2 separate regions of the Homo sapiens genome follow, and region 2 is linked to region 1. The links are chromatin loops, found by intact Hi-C in ENCODE. Cell type or tissue: mammary epithelial cell. All regions are shown on one strand.

Region 1 (8,000 bases):
ACTCTAATGGAAAATCAGGATTACTTTTAAGAAAGTAGTCATCGAATATATGTATTTAACTTAGCTATTTTCTTTCCTTCAAAGGCATGTAACATCCTGAAACAGAAGGTGCCTCAGGTCAACTGCCTAGTCTAGTTCATTCAAGAAAGATGGTTGGCTCTGCTATTATAAAAATTCCCCAGATTTCCAAAGGGGTTTATAATTTGCAAAGTGCATTTTTGTTAGTGAATGTCAAGAAGGTCCATTGTATAGCATTTTGTTCTCTAAAATCTATTTACCTGATGAACATTTTCAAGACTTCTCCTAACCTAATGCGAAATAAAATCTAGACACAACAAATTAATAACATTTGAAATATAAATGCTGTAAACTCAGATTTTTGCCCTTATCTCATTCCTCTTTTTATTACTTTCATAAAATGATTTACTCTCCTGCCAGATCGCTTTTGTTCTTTTGCAAAATTAGAAGCCTGTGCTTCACAAGCTGTGCTATCATGATGACTTTATCTCTAAGGTCTTACATTTGGTTTTAATTTCTTCTACTTTTCTTTTTTAATTGGACTTTCTGCTCCACCTCTTTAAAATCACATTGTTCCCACACGTTCTTTGACACTTTGCTTACCAACCGACTTGCAGGCTTTCATAGTATGATACATTAAGAGCTCTCCTGTGGGCTGTAACCTCTCCTGGTTCCTGGAGCTGTGGATTGGGAGGGGCTGGATCAGAAAGATTAAGTTTGAATCCAGGCTCTGCCTCTGAGAAGTTGATGACCTTCTGTAAGTGACCCAACTGATCTCATCTACAGCATGATAGGCTGCAACAGGGGCCATTCTTTGTCCCACCCTCTGTCACACCCTCAGGAACGTAATGTTGTCATGCCCACCCACTCTGACTCTGGGCCTGGTCCTGGTCCTATGACTTGCTATAAACAATGGGATGCTAGCGGAGGCTTGAAAACGCACCTGCACATTACTACTTGCAATCTTTCTCAATGCCATTGCCACAGAAGGACATGTCTGAACTAGGCTGTTGAGGGATAAGACATGTGGACCCCACCTGAGTTGCTCCAGATGGGGCCCGCCGTATAGTACAGGCCTGGTAAATATTAGTTCTCACCATTCAGAGACCAGGGCCTGCCATGACTCCTTCCAGTCTCAACTTTGTTGCATCTTTCTTTTGGATAGATTCCTTCCTCTGAACGTATATTTCTTTTCGTTGGAAAGCGAGTTATTTTGTTAAGCATGCCATATATATCAACTATGACTTAATTGTAATTATTCATTTTTTTCAATTGTTTTCAAGATGATGAAGTTACATTTTTACTTCATCCTTGATAGTTACAACAGGTATAGACTTCCTTTTGTATTCCATTATTCATAACTCCAAGATTTGCCTTTGTAGATTCTTGGTCATCTCTAATCTGTTAACTTCTGTTCATGCTATTTTGAAAGTTTTGTTTTGTTTTGCTTTTTACAACATCTTTGCTATTATTTCAGTTCCAACCTCTTTTCAACCAGGCATATCGAATTGAAGGTTTGTCCTTCACCTGTTTTTCCACTCCAACTCTTTAGGATTAGGCCACAAAATGTAAATGTAAAACAACTTCCATTGACCATGCTGAATTCCCTCTCTCCAATGGCAGGTGAACCCTAAATGGTCAGGCTTCTGGCAGCATTAAGAACTAGGATCAGAGCTTAAACCAGAAATACACATACCAGCCATTGCAACACAAACAAATCAGTTCCTATACAGCTCACACATATTTTTTCAGAAGACAGAAATATCCTCATCTCAGGACAGTACCTACTCATAAATGTCTGACTAGGTACGTGCTATAGACTGAATGATTTGTTCCCCACAAGCTCACATATTGAAGCCAAGTTCTCTAATGTGATGGTATTTGAAGGTGGGGCCTTTAAAAAGTGATTAGGTTATGAGGGCAGATCCCTTATGAATGAGACTAGTGCCCACACAAAAGAGACCCCAGAGAGACCCCTCACTCCTTCCACCATGTGAGGACACAACGAGAAGATGGATGCTTATGAGCTAGGAAGGGGGTTCTCTGCAGGTGCCTTGGTCACGATCACAGCCTCCAGAGCTAAGAATAATCAAATCTCGTTATTTATAAGCTACCCAGTTTACAGCATTTTGTTACATCAGTGCAAGTAGGCTGAGACAGTATGTGATTTAACACCTTTGATTTTCTGGTTTCCCTAACAGCTCCCTTGAGTCATAAGATTAATGCAGGACAGAGGTAAAGTGTCAAGAAGTAGTTCAAGGGCAAAGTGGAGAGAAGCTTTAAGTAGATATCCTAACAGGAATGAAGAAGAAGACCTGCTTGTGACTGGGCATGGTGGCTCGGGCCTCTATTCCCAGCACTTTGGGAGGCCAAGGCAGGCAGATAGCTTGAGCCCAGGAGTTTGAGACCAGCCTGGGCAATATGGCAAAACCCTGTCTCTCCAAAATTACAAAAATTAGGTGGGCATGGTGGCACATGCCTGTAGTTCCAGCTACTTCAGAGGCTGAGGTGGGAGGATACCTTGAGCCAGGGAGGCGGAGGTTGAAGTGAGCTGAGATTGTGCCAGTGTGCTCTGGCTTGGGCAACAGAGCAAAACTTTGTGGGAAAGGAAAGAAAGGAAGAAAGAGAGAAGAAAAAAGAAAGAAAGAAAGAAAGAAAGGAAGGAAGGAAGGAAGAAAGAAAAGAAAGAAAGAAAGAGAAAGAAAGAAAGGGAGAAAGAGAGAAAGAGAAAGAGAAAAAGAGAAAGGGGAGGGGAGGGAAGGGGAGGGGAGGGGAGGGGAAGGGAAGGGAAGGGAAGGGAAACGAAAAAGGAAAAGAAAAGAAAGGAAAGGAAAGGAAAGGAAAAGAAAACAAAACTTACTGGAAGCAGAGAGGAAGACAGATAAACTGGCAACAGATAAACAGATAAACAGAGAAAGACAGATAAACAGCAGTGAGTGATTTCTTTATGGTACCTGTAGGCATAAATTAATTAAAACTCATATAGAAATGTATTCTCATAATGATAACTCCATTATAGGAGGAGAGTAACATTATTTCCGGAATATCCTGTTGACCAAGTCAGGGAAATATCTAATGTGGTTTTAAAAGTTTTTAAATATAAAACTGAAAATGGCAATACACTGGCTAATAGACTCGCTCAGCTGATCTCTCCTCTTAATGATGTCAGACATTCAGGTCTCACAAAATAAACAGAGTTTGTTGGTGGCATTTTAAACACTGACATACATAATCTATGAAACAAACTCTTCTAGTTGGTGACTAGAATAGACTGGTTTTCTGCTTTGGATTCATCCATTCATCAGTCATTGGGCAAGATAGTTTTCATTAGCTTCCTCCATTGTCAGCACTATCTAGGCATCTGAAAGGCAAAGGACTATAAAACACAGTTCATTTTGCTCTATGTGCTCATTGTGAGCAGCTGGATTCAGGCATGAAAAGTCAACACAGCAAAATATTACAGGAGCTGTGGCAGGAGTACGTGCAGAGCCCAGTGGATGCCCCTGGAAGGAGGCTCATGGTGTGGAAGGCCAGGGCCCTCCTTGCATAGTAGTGAGAAGTAAACAGCTGTTGTAGGTGGCATTCTTGGCAGAAGGCATTCCTGGCAGAAGGAGCAGTACAAACAAAGGTATGGGAGATGTGGGGAAAGGAGCAGCGTGACAGCTGGAACTGGAAACTTAGCATGTCGCAAGAATGCAGTTGGAGGGAGGACTGCTGAGACAAACCACAGTAGCCAGAATACAGAGGGCTTTGTGTGTCATACCAAGGAGTTTGCACCCATCCTCTAGGCAACGGGAGCCATTCCAAGTTCTCAGTCAGGGTCAGCATGATCAGACTTGTGTTTGGAAAGTGACTTTTGTACCAGGCAGAGAATGGGTTGGAAAGACATGAGTCAAAAGACCAGCTGAGAAACCAATTATTTAAGAAAAGAATGGTGAGGAACTGTGTTAAGATAGTAAGCAGGTAAGTTCACTGTTATTACTCATTTAGACAAATAATTAAGAACATCTAAAATGCATATAGCTGTGCTAAATACTAGAGTGTATGAAGAAGAATATGACCATAGTTCTGCCATCATTAAGATTACAATCTGGCAAAGCAGATACTATTAACACTACACGGGCTATACCAGGGGATGATGTGTAACCTGACAGAAGAGGCAGTATGAACAGCTGCAGAGATTCAGATGGGAAAGTGAATACATTCTGTTGGGTCAACCAGAAAAAAATGATTTGTGAATATTGTGGAATATCAGACTGGCTTTGAAAGAAGAGTGAGCTTTTTTAGGGGAACATTGTGGAGGAGAACTCACCAAGTGAGGTAACAGCATGAGAAAAAGGCATCAGGGCATATGCATAGCCCACTTTTGATGAGCAGTGAGCCACCCTGTTGGTACTTGTAGAGGAGATGTGTGAACTGAGACTGGAAAGGGAGTTGGTGCCATATGGTGGAGGCTCTGAAATGCAAGAGTGAGCAATTTGTACTTAATTTGGTCTATCATTGGGAAACACTGAAGGTTCTAATGAAAGAAGGAACATACTACAAGCTACCTTTGAGAAAACCTTATCTATCATCACTGGATAGGATGAATTAATGATAGGGAAACCAGAAAAAAGCTATTGGCGTTAATGTGAGATCACAGAGGCCAGAATCTAAAAGATAAACAGGAAAGGGAAGGAGGGGCTTGGGAGTAGAAGTCAATGCTATGAGTCTTAGTGATGGGTTGGGTGTGGAGGATGGGGGGTGGGGGCTGAGTCAGACATAGCACAGACATGTTGAGCTTGAACGACTGAGGAAAAATTAGACCCACAAAGAGAAATAAGGAAGTGAGAAAAATGGGATATTTGGGGGAAGAATTTAATTTAGGTCAAATGGCTGGCAGGACATGCAGTTAGAATTCAGTAGTTCTCAAGCAGGGCAATTTTACCACTCCCCTACCCCACCCCACAAGGGACATTTGGGAATGTCTGCAAACACTTTGGTTGTCCCATCTGGAGCCAGGGAGTGCTACTGATATCTAGTGGGAAAACATCCTGTGAGGCACAGGGCAACCCCAACCACAAAGACTCATCTGACCCAAAATGTCAATAGGGTTAAGGTGGAGAATCCCTGAGCCGGATGTTTCTAGTAGAATAACAGAAATGATACTTAAGGCAGTCGAGATTTTGGAAATCACCAATTAAACAATATAAATTATAGATATAAATTATTGTGAAGGTAGGCCCAGGAGTTATCTATCTAGAATCTACTGTTCTTTACTACTGTTGGTCCTGGGCTACAAACCTGTACAGCAAGCAACTGTACGGAATACTGTAGAAAACAGTAGTAAAGAAGATAGATAAATTTGACTTCAGAATTCTACCCTTGAAAACCCCACCTCTGAGGGAAGGAGACAAAAAAATGGAGCCACATAGCAGACAGAGATAGAGGCACCAAAGAAACCTGAGAGCAGTGGGCGGTGGTGGTGCCGAGGAGCTGGTGCTGACAGTCTTGGGAAAGGCAGCAGGGGACCTAGGAAGAACACAAGGGGACGCAGAAGTCAGACTGTCCCTCAGGGGATCCACGGTAACCCCCTGCTAGCTGCACCATCTTGGACAAGTTACTGGCTTCTATGTTTTAGCTTCCCCATCTCGAAAATGCAAGAACAATGCTCACCTTGAGGGATTGTGAGGATTAGGGTTGCTTTACATGGTCATGCATCATATAATGATAATGACATACATAACAGAGGTGCCGTAAGATTCTAATGGACCTGAAAATTCCTATTACTGAGTGATGCTGCCGCCATTGCACCATTGTAGCACAACTCACATGCTTGTGGTGACGTCGGTGTAAACAAGCCCACTGTGCTGTCAGTCATGGAAAAGTCTAGCACATACAGCTATTAATATATACAGCGCCTAATACTTGATAATAATAAATGACTGTGTTAGTTGCTGGTTTATGTATTTACCACACTACATGGTTTATTGTTATTTTAGAGTGTATTCCCACTATTTATTAAAAAGAAAGTCACTGTAAAGCAGCCTCAGGCAGGTCCTTCAGGAGGTATCCAGAGGAAAGCATTGTTATCCCAGGAGATGACAGCTCCATACACGATACTGCCCCTGAAGACCTTCCAGTGGGACAAGACGTGGAGGTGGAGGATGGTGATATTGATGACCCTGACCCCGTGTAGGTCTAGGCTAATGTGTGTGTTTGTGTTTTCATTTTTAACAAATCAGTTTAAAAACTAAAAAATAAAAATCTTAAAAGTGAAAAAAGGTCATAGAATAAGGATATAAAAAAAGAAAATACTTTTTGTACAGCTGTACAATGTGTATTTTAAGCTGTTATTACAAAAGAGTTAAAAGTTTTAAAAATTTAAGAATTTATAAAGCAAAAATGTTATCATAAGCTAAGGTTAATTTATTATTAAATAAAGAAATTTTAAAAATGAATTGAGTGTCGCCTAAGCGTATGGAGTTTATAAAGCCTGCAGTAGGGTACAGTCATGTCCTAGTCCTTCACATTCACCCACCTCTCACTCACTGCCTCTCCCAGAGCAACTTCCAGTCCAACAAGCTCCATCTGTTGTAAGTGCCATGTACAGATATACCTTCTCTTTTTGTCTTTCATACTGTGTTTTTAACTGCATCATTTCTGTTTAGATATGTTTATTTTAGAATCACAAATACTTTTCATGATGCTGCAGTTAACTACAGTATTCCATACAGTCGCACGCTGTACAGGTTTGTAGCCCAGAAACAACAGGCCATACTGTATCTCCTAGGCTATGCCAAATCTCACGTCTAATTTTAATCCTCAGTGTTAGAGGTGGGGCCTGGTGGGAGGGGATGGGATCATGGGGGCAGATTTTCTCCTTTGGTGCTGTTCTCATGATAGAGTTCTCACACAATCTGAATGTTTAAAAGCGTTCAGCACCTGCCCGCTCTGTCTCTCTTCTTCCTTCTCCAGCCGTATAAGGCCTACCTGCTTCCCCTTCAACTTCCACCATGATTAAAGCTGAGCAGATGCTAACATGCTTCCTGTATAGCCTGCAGTACTGTAAGCCAATTAAACCTCTTTTCTTTATAAATTACCCAGTCTCAGATATTTCGTTATAGCACCGTGAGAATGAACTAATAGGCTATCTTCTAACTATATATGTATATGTAGCTATCTTTTATCTATCTCTCTCTGTATCTCTTTTGCATACCTATCTATATAGTTATCTACCTATCTATCTGCGATGATTAATTTTATGTATCAATTTGGCTAGCCTATGCTAGCTAGTTAACTGGTCAAATATCAGTCTACATGCTTCTATGAGGGTATTTTATAGATGTGATTAATGTTTAAATCAATAGACTTTGAGCAAAGCAGATGACCTTCCATAAGGTGGGTGAACCTTATCTAATCAGTTGAAGGTCTTCAGAAAAAAGACCGAAGTCCCCAGAAGAAGAAGGAATTCAACTTCCAGACTGCCTTTGGACTCAAGACTGCAACATGAACAACTGCCAGCATTTCCAACCTACTGGCCTGCGCTGCAAATTTTGAACTTGCCAGCCTCCATAACTGTATGAGCCCATTATTTAAACTCTCTCTCTTTCCCTCTCATCTCAATTTCTTTCTATATATATCTGTATCCTATTGTATCTTTTTGGTTCTCTTTCTCTGGAGCACTCTGACTAATATACTCTCACTTGTTGTCTATCTCATCTTTTTTTTTTTTTTTAAAGTAAACTCCACAGGAGCATACTATGTTCATTGCTTTTTATTTTATTCATTTACTGTCTGTAAGTATGGTCTACCTTAGTCTCATCTGTATAAGCATGCTTCATATGGATACACAATGCTGTGCATCTCCTGACTGATGTTCATTTAGGGAGATTGAACACTTTGGCTGCATTGAGCATCCTTGTTTATACTCTTCGTGCATGTCTAAGAATACATCTGCGGTATACACTTCTAACAGCAGAATTGCCAGACAGTGGGGATGA
Region 2 (8,000 bases), 65 kb after region 1:
GCAGTTCAAGAGCAGCCTAGCTAATGTGGGGAAACCCCATTTCTACTAAAAATGTAAAACTAGCCGGGCGTTGTGGCGGGAGCCTATAATCCCAGCTGCTCGAGAGGGTGAGGCAGGAGAATCACTTGAACCTGGGAGGTGGAGGTTGCAGTGAGCCGAGACCATGTCATTGCACTCCAGCCTGGGTGACAAAAGGGAAACTCCATCTCAAAAAAGGGGGGAGGGTTTATTAAGGAATATTGACTCACAAGATCACAAGGTCCCACAATAGGCCATCTGCAAGCTGAGGAGCAAGGAAACCAGTTCGAGTCCCAAAGCTGGAGAACTTGGAGTCTGATGTTCCCAGGAAGGAAGCATCTCCCAGCATGGGAGAAAGATGTAGGCTCATAGCTAAGCCAGTCTAGTCTCTCCACGTTCTTCTGCCTGCTTTTATTCTGGCCACACTGGCAGCTGTTGAGATGGTGCCCACCCGGATTGAGGGTGGGTCTGCCTCTCCCAGTCGACTGACTCACATGTTAATCTCCTTTGGCATCACCCTCACAGACACACCCAGGAACAATATTTGCATCCTTTAATCCAATCAAGTTGACGTTCAATATTCACCATCACAGGCTTCCACAATACCACAGTCTAGATTGCTTAAACAACAGAAATTCCTTCCACATAGCTCTGCAGACTGGACTTCCATGAATAAGTTGCTGGCAAGGTTGGTTTCTCTGTGGGCCTGTCTCCCTGGTTTGCAGAAGAACATTTTCTTGTTGTGTTCTCACATGGCCCTTCCTCCTGGTGTCTATTTCTCTTCTTTTAAAGCCCCCAACCCAAATGAATCAGGACCCCACCCTGATGCTTTTGTTTAACCTTAATGATCTTTGTAAAAGCTCTCTCTCCAAACACAGCCACATTGGGGATTAGAGCTTCAACACAAGAATTTCGGGGGGACACAATTCAGTCCATAGCATCATCTGTAGCTTTCCCTGTCAAATAGGTAGCTTTCTCCACTTGATTTTGTAATTTCTTTTTTAGATTGAGGTTTCAGCATGGGTCTGTTGATTCATCCCATCATTCTTTTATGAATTCAGTCTCCTGTGCACCAGGCAATGTGCCAGGCTTGGGGAGACACTCCTGTTAAGAGCCTGTCCCTGCCTCAGAAAGCCGTCTGGACAGGGGATAAACTCAAACAGACCACTTGTCACCCTGGAGTGTCAGGGAAAGTTGAGAAAGTCCAAGGCGAGGTTGAGTCCTGGAAATAGAATGATCCAGGCTGAGGACACGGGTGTCTGATCAGTGGGCACAGTGAGAGTTCCCCTTCTTACTGGGAGATCCTGGTGTGGTGTGATCCGGGGACTGCCAGTGGCCAGAGTTGGTGGAGCATATGGTGAAAATCAGGGAAATGAACAGAAGTGACCTGGAGGGGCCACAGTGGCTACATTATCATCCTTTGCTTGGGCCATTTTGAAATGTGCACCACAGAATTGATTTTCAGCGAGGAACCTTTGAAAATGTAGACATTTTTGAAGTGATTTTGACTGGCAAGCAAGGAGTCTAATGTAGGCAGCAAGGCTGAGGAAATCATTGCACAATGGGAAAGGAAAACCTGATAGAAGCTGGGAGAGTTACCCCTTCATGGGCTTAATGTGGCTTTCAGCTTCCGGGTGCATAGAGGAACCATACGGCTGTAACCGGCTGCAATGAACTTCCCAGAGAAAAAGTGGAGTTAGAAGCGCCTGCTTGTATTATCGGTTGTACTGGACTAGGAACTCAGGACAAGAGGATACTGTGACATTGTTTTCTTTGGATTTCTAGATTAAGCAGATGTCCACTTGTGAAAGGTATTATGGACAGGAAATTGTATGAGAGAAGTAGTTTTTTAAGATGTCCCTATGTAAAATCCCCACAGAGAAAATGGAAAAAGCTGCTTTGGGAAAGTGTGAGGCTCAAAACTAAGTAAGGAGAAGGAAGCACACTGTTTGGCCCTTGCACTCACACCCACAGTGCATTTCTTGAGGTCAGCTCCATGCCCCAAAAGGGATTTCCCAGCCAACCCACACTCTGCTGTGGAAGGACAGAGGCCAAGACCACATCCAAGTCTTTGAGGAGAGTTGTAGTATCAAGGCATTACGTGAAGACTGATTTGAATGGACACTTTTTTTTTAAATATACAGAATAATTAAACATTTTAGTACCCATGTTGTTTCTGTCCATTTAATAGCTAAAGAAAAAAGAATGAATCTCATAGTTAGCAAATAACCAATTTAGACATTTTAAAAACTAAAAAGAGAGTATGCATTTTCATCTCCATGCAAAGATTTATGCTAATTATCGATTACTGAGTTAAGACACTTCTCTCAAATATGAAAAAGGGGTACCCGAAGTCAGGCTTATTTTCATTGCTTAGGCCTAACTTCCAAGGTTTCCACTAGAAACACAAAAACAAAAATTTCCTTTTGTGTTCCTTAAAAATTATGGCAATTTAGATTGAGGAAGTTTAGGATTTACTTTCATTGTTTCTGTTATTTGATGCTGTGTGAGAATGAATAATTGGCTTATAATTATATTTTAGAAAACAATCAACAATTACATACATTATTAAGTTTTTTATTATAATCGGCACAGATTCCATAAAAATCAATAAAGAAATACAATTTACTACAAAATTAGTTTTGCTTTAGGCCTGATGGATGAATGGAAAACCCTGTCTCATTGTGAAATTACTGTCTCACACGAAATGCTCTTTTCTTTCTCCAATTGAAGTAAGCATCAGCTGAGGATCTGCAGAAACTGAAACCAGTGCTCAGGATTTGTACAGAAACAGAAATTATTACTGCAAAGTATATTTTTGATTATTAATTTATGCTTTCATCTTTGACTATCATGAGGTTAAAAAAACGTAATTGTATATTCCATTGATCTAAACAAAGGTGTTTAAACCTTGGACTTACTGAAATTTTGGAATAGATAATTATTTGTTGGGGAGTTCTGGGCTGTACATCATAGGATGTGTAGCAGGATCCCTGGTCTCTACCCAGTAGACGCCAGTAGCTCCCCTCCCCCAAGTTGGCATCTCCAGACATTGCCAAATATCTCATAGAAAGTGGCTGCACAATCACCCTTGGTTGAGAACCACTGCTCTAGATAGAAGAAAATGCATTTAAATAAATACTAGCCATCCAGCTTTATTTCTAAAGATTAAAACCTCAAAGCTATAATATAAACAGAAATTTCATCACAATTGGTCAAAAACACCACCATGTCAAGACTCCCTTGCCTGAGGATTCAGTTGAGTCTGCTCAGGCCTCCCTTTCCAGGCCCAGAGCTTTTCTGTCTCCACATTAGAAAGCTGTCAGTACACAAGCAGTCTGGATAGAGCCAAAGCTTGTTGGCCCAGATCTTATTAATTCCTGAGCTGTTCAAATTTAAAAGCTCCTTTCTGACACAAAAGTTCTTTGAAAACCTGTGCTCCCTGAATTTCCACTGACACTTCTGGGTGTCACTGAGTTATTTTGTTTGAAGGAACTCCCATGTTAACTTAATCTTCTTATTTGTTTCACAGGCATTCTGTCCCCTCTTACCTGGGAGGTTGTGTGGTACAAATTATTGTGTCACTGTCCTGCCAAAAGCATCACCTAAAAGGGATTTTCCTTGCAAACCAATATCAAAATGTCGACAAGATTATCACAATTTGAGAGGTGGCACCCTCACTGCCTCAGGGGCCTTAGCATTAAATCTCTTTGCTTTTTGAGTGAAACTAGCATGGAGTGGAGTTGAGAGATATATTAATAATTAATATCCTTATAAAGAGTATTTTCACATGATGTTTCCTGCCAGGTTATGAGTATGAAGGTGGATGCAAAGCAAACATTGACATCTCAGCCTTAGACACATTTAGTCTGGGCAGCTTTATATGCTGATGAGGAAACAACACATTGAGTAATTCAGAAATAGTTCAGAAAAAAAAGATGCATTCAGAAAAAAAATACCAGCAGAAACGATGGTATCAGTCCAGAAATATCCCATTCAAAACATTGAAATAACATAATCATTTCTTAAGGGAAAATGAAATTCACTTTTCAAGTTTAGGTGAAGGAAATATAGGAAAGTAAGTTATCACTTACTCCCTGGAGGAATTTAAGAACAATACCTGAAAAACTTTTAGAATTTGACATTATGCCCAAAAAGGAAATTTTTAAATTCAAAAAAAAAAAAAAAAAAGAAAAGAAAAGAGTGGGTTCTGGAATGTTTACTACATGAGAAGACCATGGAAAACAGAAAATAAAGAACAGCTCCCTGGTGAAAAATGGTCTGCAAAGAACAAGGCAGTCTATGTAAGGAGATTAATAAAAAGACTAAAAAAGCATGTAAAAAAGCTATGGAAGATCCCAAAAGATGTGTCAGAGTTATTTAAAAAGGTATTACAGAGGTCTAGAGTGCATGATAGAACAGGAAAGCAAGACACACCCACAAAATCCCCTTCCAAGACCTAATCGCTCAAGCACTATTCATGTCATATCAATCCTCTTAAGTATGTAATAGTCACTGCTCTGCAAAAGCCTCCAGATGTAGAGAATGAGATTAAACTGACTTTACAATGCCAAGAATAGAACCAAATTGCATAAGCACCACTGCAACCTTTACAACATAGTAAAGACAAAGAGATCCCCAATAATGCCTCATGAATCATGCTTTAGTGGTTACCTTTGAAATGTACAAATACATTGTACTTTCTATTAGATGCAAGAGGGCCACACATGCACGTATAGGGGTGTGTGTGTGTGTGTGTGTGTGTGTATGTGTGTGTGTGTGAAGGATGGAGATAGTTAAGCAACAGTAAGTTGTAGATGGTACAACAAACCCAGATAAAACTGAAGGTTTGTTGAGTTGCTAAGAAAACAGCAAAGAATCATACTATTGATTAGAACTCAATTTCAAGAGAAGCAATTGTAGTTTTCCTTCTAAATGAGAAAGAAAGAGTTTTTATAACTAAGAGAAATAATTATTGTATATCAATAATTTTAATACCACACTGAAAAACAGCCAGGAATAGGGTATCACCAATAACTCCCCAGAACTCTTTCCTTGTAGCCACAGCACTGGTGCCCAAGACAGTCGCAGCCTCCACTATGATGAAATAGAAAGGGCTCTGCCACTTACTACACGTCCAGATGGAGGCACTGGTAACATGGCCTTCCTTGCTACTTGTGCTACTAGACATAAACTGGATCTCCATCCAAGCTCTGACAGTCACTGATGGAATCAATGTCATTGGGGCATGGAAAACAGCACAGTTCATGGTGGGTCATCCTCCTGACACCTTTTAAATGGGCTGAGCTTAGTGATAGGAGACACTCGTAAGGGAGAGTGAACACAAACTTACGCAGCACTGAATAACAATGGCAAATGTAGGAATGCAATTTTCCCAGTGTATTATTTTAGGGATAAGGGCAGAATTACTTACAATTCCTACTTTAAAAAAAACTGTGTCTGGAAAGATTAAACAAGAAGTCATCCTTTGATGCCTCGTCTGGGGAACACTCAGTGAACACTGCAGTAGTAAATTGGCATTCTCAGAGGAGCACTGTAGAAAACAGTCTTTAGTGGATCCTTCTGCTTTAAAAGAAAAAAGTATACGTAAAATAAATTGGAAAAATTACCAAGATATACCTTCGTGTATGTGTGTGTGTGTGTGTGTGTGTGTGTGTGTGTGTTTTCGACCATGCCTGGCCTGGGATTTTGATTTGAAGCTACAGGCCAGAATTCCCGGGTCAGTCAAATACAGGCATACCTCACTGTATTGTGCTTCACGTTATTACACTTCACATAAGTTGCATGTTTTAGAAATTAATGGTTTGTGGCAATAGTGTGGCAAGCAAGTCTATCTGTGCCATTTTTTCCAACAGCATGTGCTCACTTCATGTCTGTGTGTCACCTGTTGGTGATTCTCGTGATGTTTCAAACTTTTTCATTATTATATCTGGCATGTTGATCTTTCATCAGATCTTAGCTAGATCTTCTGGATAACTTGCTGCAGCTTCTACATCAGCACTTGCTGCTTTGCCTTACACTTGTGTTATGGAGATGGCTTCTTTCCTTAAGCCTCATGAGCCGATGGAGAAACAGACAGTTGGCGGAGCAGTCAGAACCCACACAACATTTATCAATTAAGTTTGCAGTCTTCATGTGTTTTACATGACTCTTGAGCATGGCCTTTTAGGTGGAATGACAGGCAGTGCCTACGTTTGTAACTATGAACACCCTCCGTGGTTGGCCCTCCTCCCAGTAGACCCGTCAAGTCCTGCTCTCCTTTCTCATGGTGCTCACTGAAACTTGGAGTGCTGTCCTCTGTCGGGGCATGCGCCAGTGTAACTACCTGCATAAGGTCATTCTCACTCTCCTGGGGCCAAAGCAAGAGAACATTCTTGACTTTTGGGCACCATTTACCAGGGTTGACTTCCTCCTTTTTGAAATGTGTCCTTTTCTTTATGTCCATAACATCCATCTCCTTGACTTTTCTCCTCACTCTTTGAAATTGCCTTCTTCATTTCATTTGCTGCCTCATTTTCCACTGCTTATCTTTAAAATATCCATGTTTCCTGGGAGACCTCTTGGCTTTCTTCTCTCCTTACTGTGTGCATGTTCCCTGGGTGAGCCTCATTCACACCCAGGCTTCCATTGTCAATGCGTGCAATGACTTCTTATTTTGTATCTTGATCGTTTCTTCATTTCAGAGCCCCATGGCCACTTCTGGCTTGGTACAACTACAACCGTGATCATCCTCTTCATTTCCACATCTGCAGCTCTTTTTCCAGCTCTCACGTTTCCTGCAGAAACCTCAGTTACCCTGGACTTCTTTTCTTCTTTTCTTTCATCACACTACTGTCTCCAAGTCCTCTTGATCTTACCCTTTTGGTATTACTTGAATTCATCAATTTCTCTCCATGTCTACTTTCGTTTTCTTAAATCTTCATCATTTCTTCTATGGATGACAGCAATATTCCCTTCTTAGGACTTCTAAAACTGCCCGCCCCCCCCCCGCCCCCCTTTCCCCCCTAATTAGAAAGGAGTCCCAGAGAGATAGCCTGAGACAAAACTGGACATAATCTGAAATGATTTCCATTACAAGTAAAATATGTTTGTCTTCTCTTCTATCTTAACATTTCATTTGCATTGCACATGCCTCTCTAGGCTGTACATGCTAGCCATGTTAGATACTGGATTTTAAACTATGCATCATTACATAAACCTGAATATTCTGTGAAGAGCTTCAGAATGATCCCATGGTTTTGCTTATTCTCACTCCAAATGTTTAACAGAAACATAGCCCGATTCATCTCCCTGTCCCAAATCACTCTTCCCACCATTTATTTCTATTTCTGCTAAAGGGATTTTCTAAAATACAAATCTGATCATGATTGCATTCTTCAGTTTCTTAGGATGAGTGCTGACTCCTTCCTGGCAGGTACCATACTCTTCACAGCCCAGTGACCCCACTGTTACCCCATACTCCTTATTCCCTTCAGCCATAGTGAAGAGTTGTGCTTCCTCTGTCTCACACAGTTTTTGCCTCATGCCTGTGTTCTCCCAGTGTGAAAGGTCTTCCACCCATTTTGTAAAATTCTTCCAATTTCTGTTCATCATTCAGCATTATCTAAAGTATCCCCACAGAGGGAAACTCAATATTATTTAATCATGACATTTTTGCATTTTAATTGTTTGACTATAGTTGTGTGCCCTCATTTTATTACAAGCTTATTGAGGGCTAAGCGAGGTTACATTTTTTCAGGTTTTCTATTGAAGTTTCTGTCATATAGTGGATACTCCGTGCAGATAGTCCTTGAATGAAGATGGGTTCCCTCCCAGTAAACCCGTCATTAGTTGAAGATATTGTAAGTTAAAAATAAATTTAATACACCTAAACTACTGAACATCATAGCTTAGCCCAGCCTTCTTCAAACGTGCTAAGGACACTTAGCCTGCAGTTGAACAAAATCGTCTCACACAAAGCC

Evidence for each region. Hi-C counts contacts between places; a loop is a spot of excess contacts. Peaks named below come from ENCODE experiments on the same cell type or tissue, not always from the same donor. Only the 100,000 strongest peaks of a DNase experiment are listed, where the experiment ranks them.
Region 2: it touches region 1 in a loop (7-fold over the local background); 3 of 110 quality-filtered maps call a loop at or near these places.

The regions. Positions count from the first base shown.
Region 1 is chr13:105,987,510-105,995,509 of GRCh38, reverse strand. No RefSeq gene overlaps it. Among named protein-coding and RNA genes, the nearest start is that of LINC00343, 280 kb to the right of the region's middle. In mammary epithelial cell, a CTCF peak has its summit at 3,613; DNase peaks (open chromatin) are centred at 3,789, 4,739 and 5,039; H3K27ac peaks cover 2,950 bases.
Region 2 is chr13:105,922,255-105,930,254 of GRCh38, reverse strand. No RefSeq gene overlaps it. Among named protein-coding and RNA genes, the nearest start is that of LINC00343, 220 kb to the right of the region's middle. In mammary epithelial cell, no CTCF peak of the experiment used is centred here; a DNase peak (open chromatin) is centred at 4,564; H3K27ac peaks cover 1,579 bases.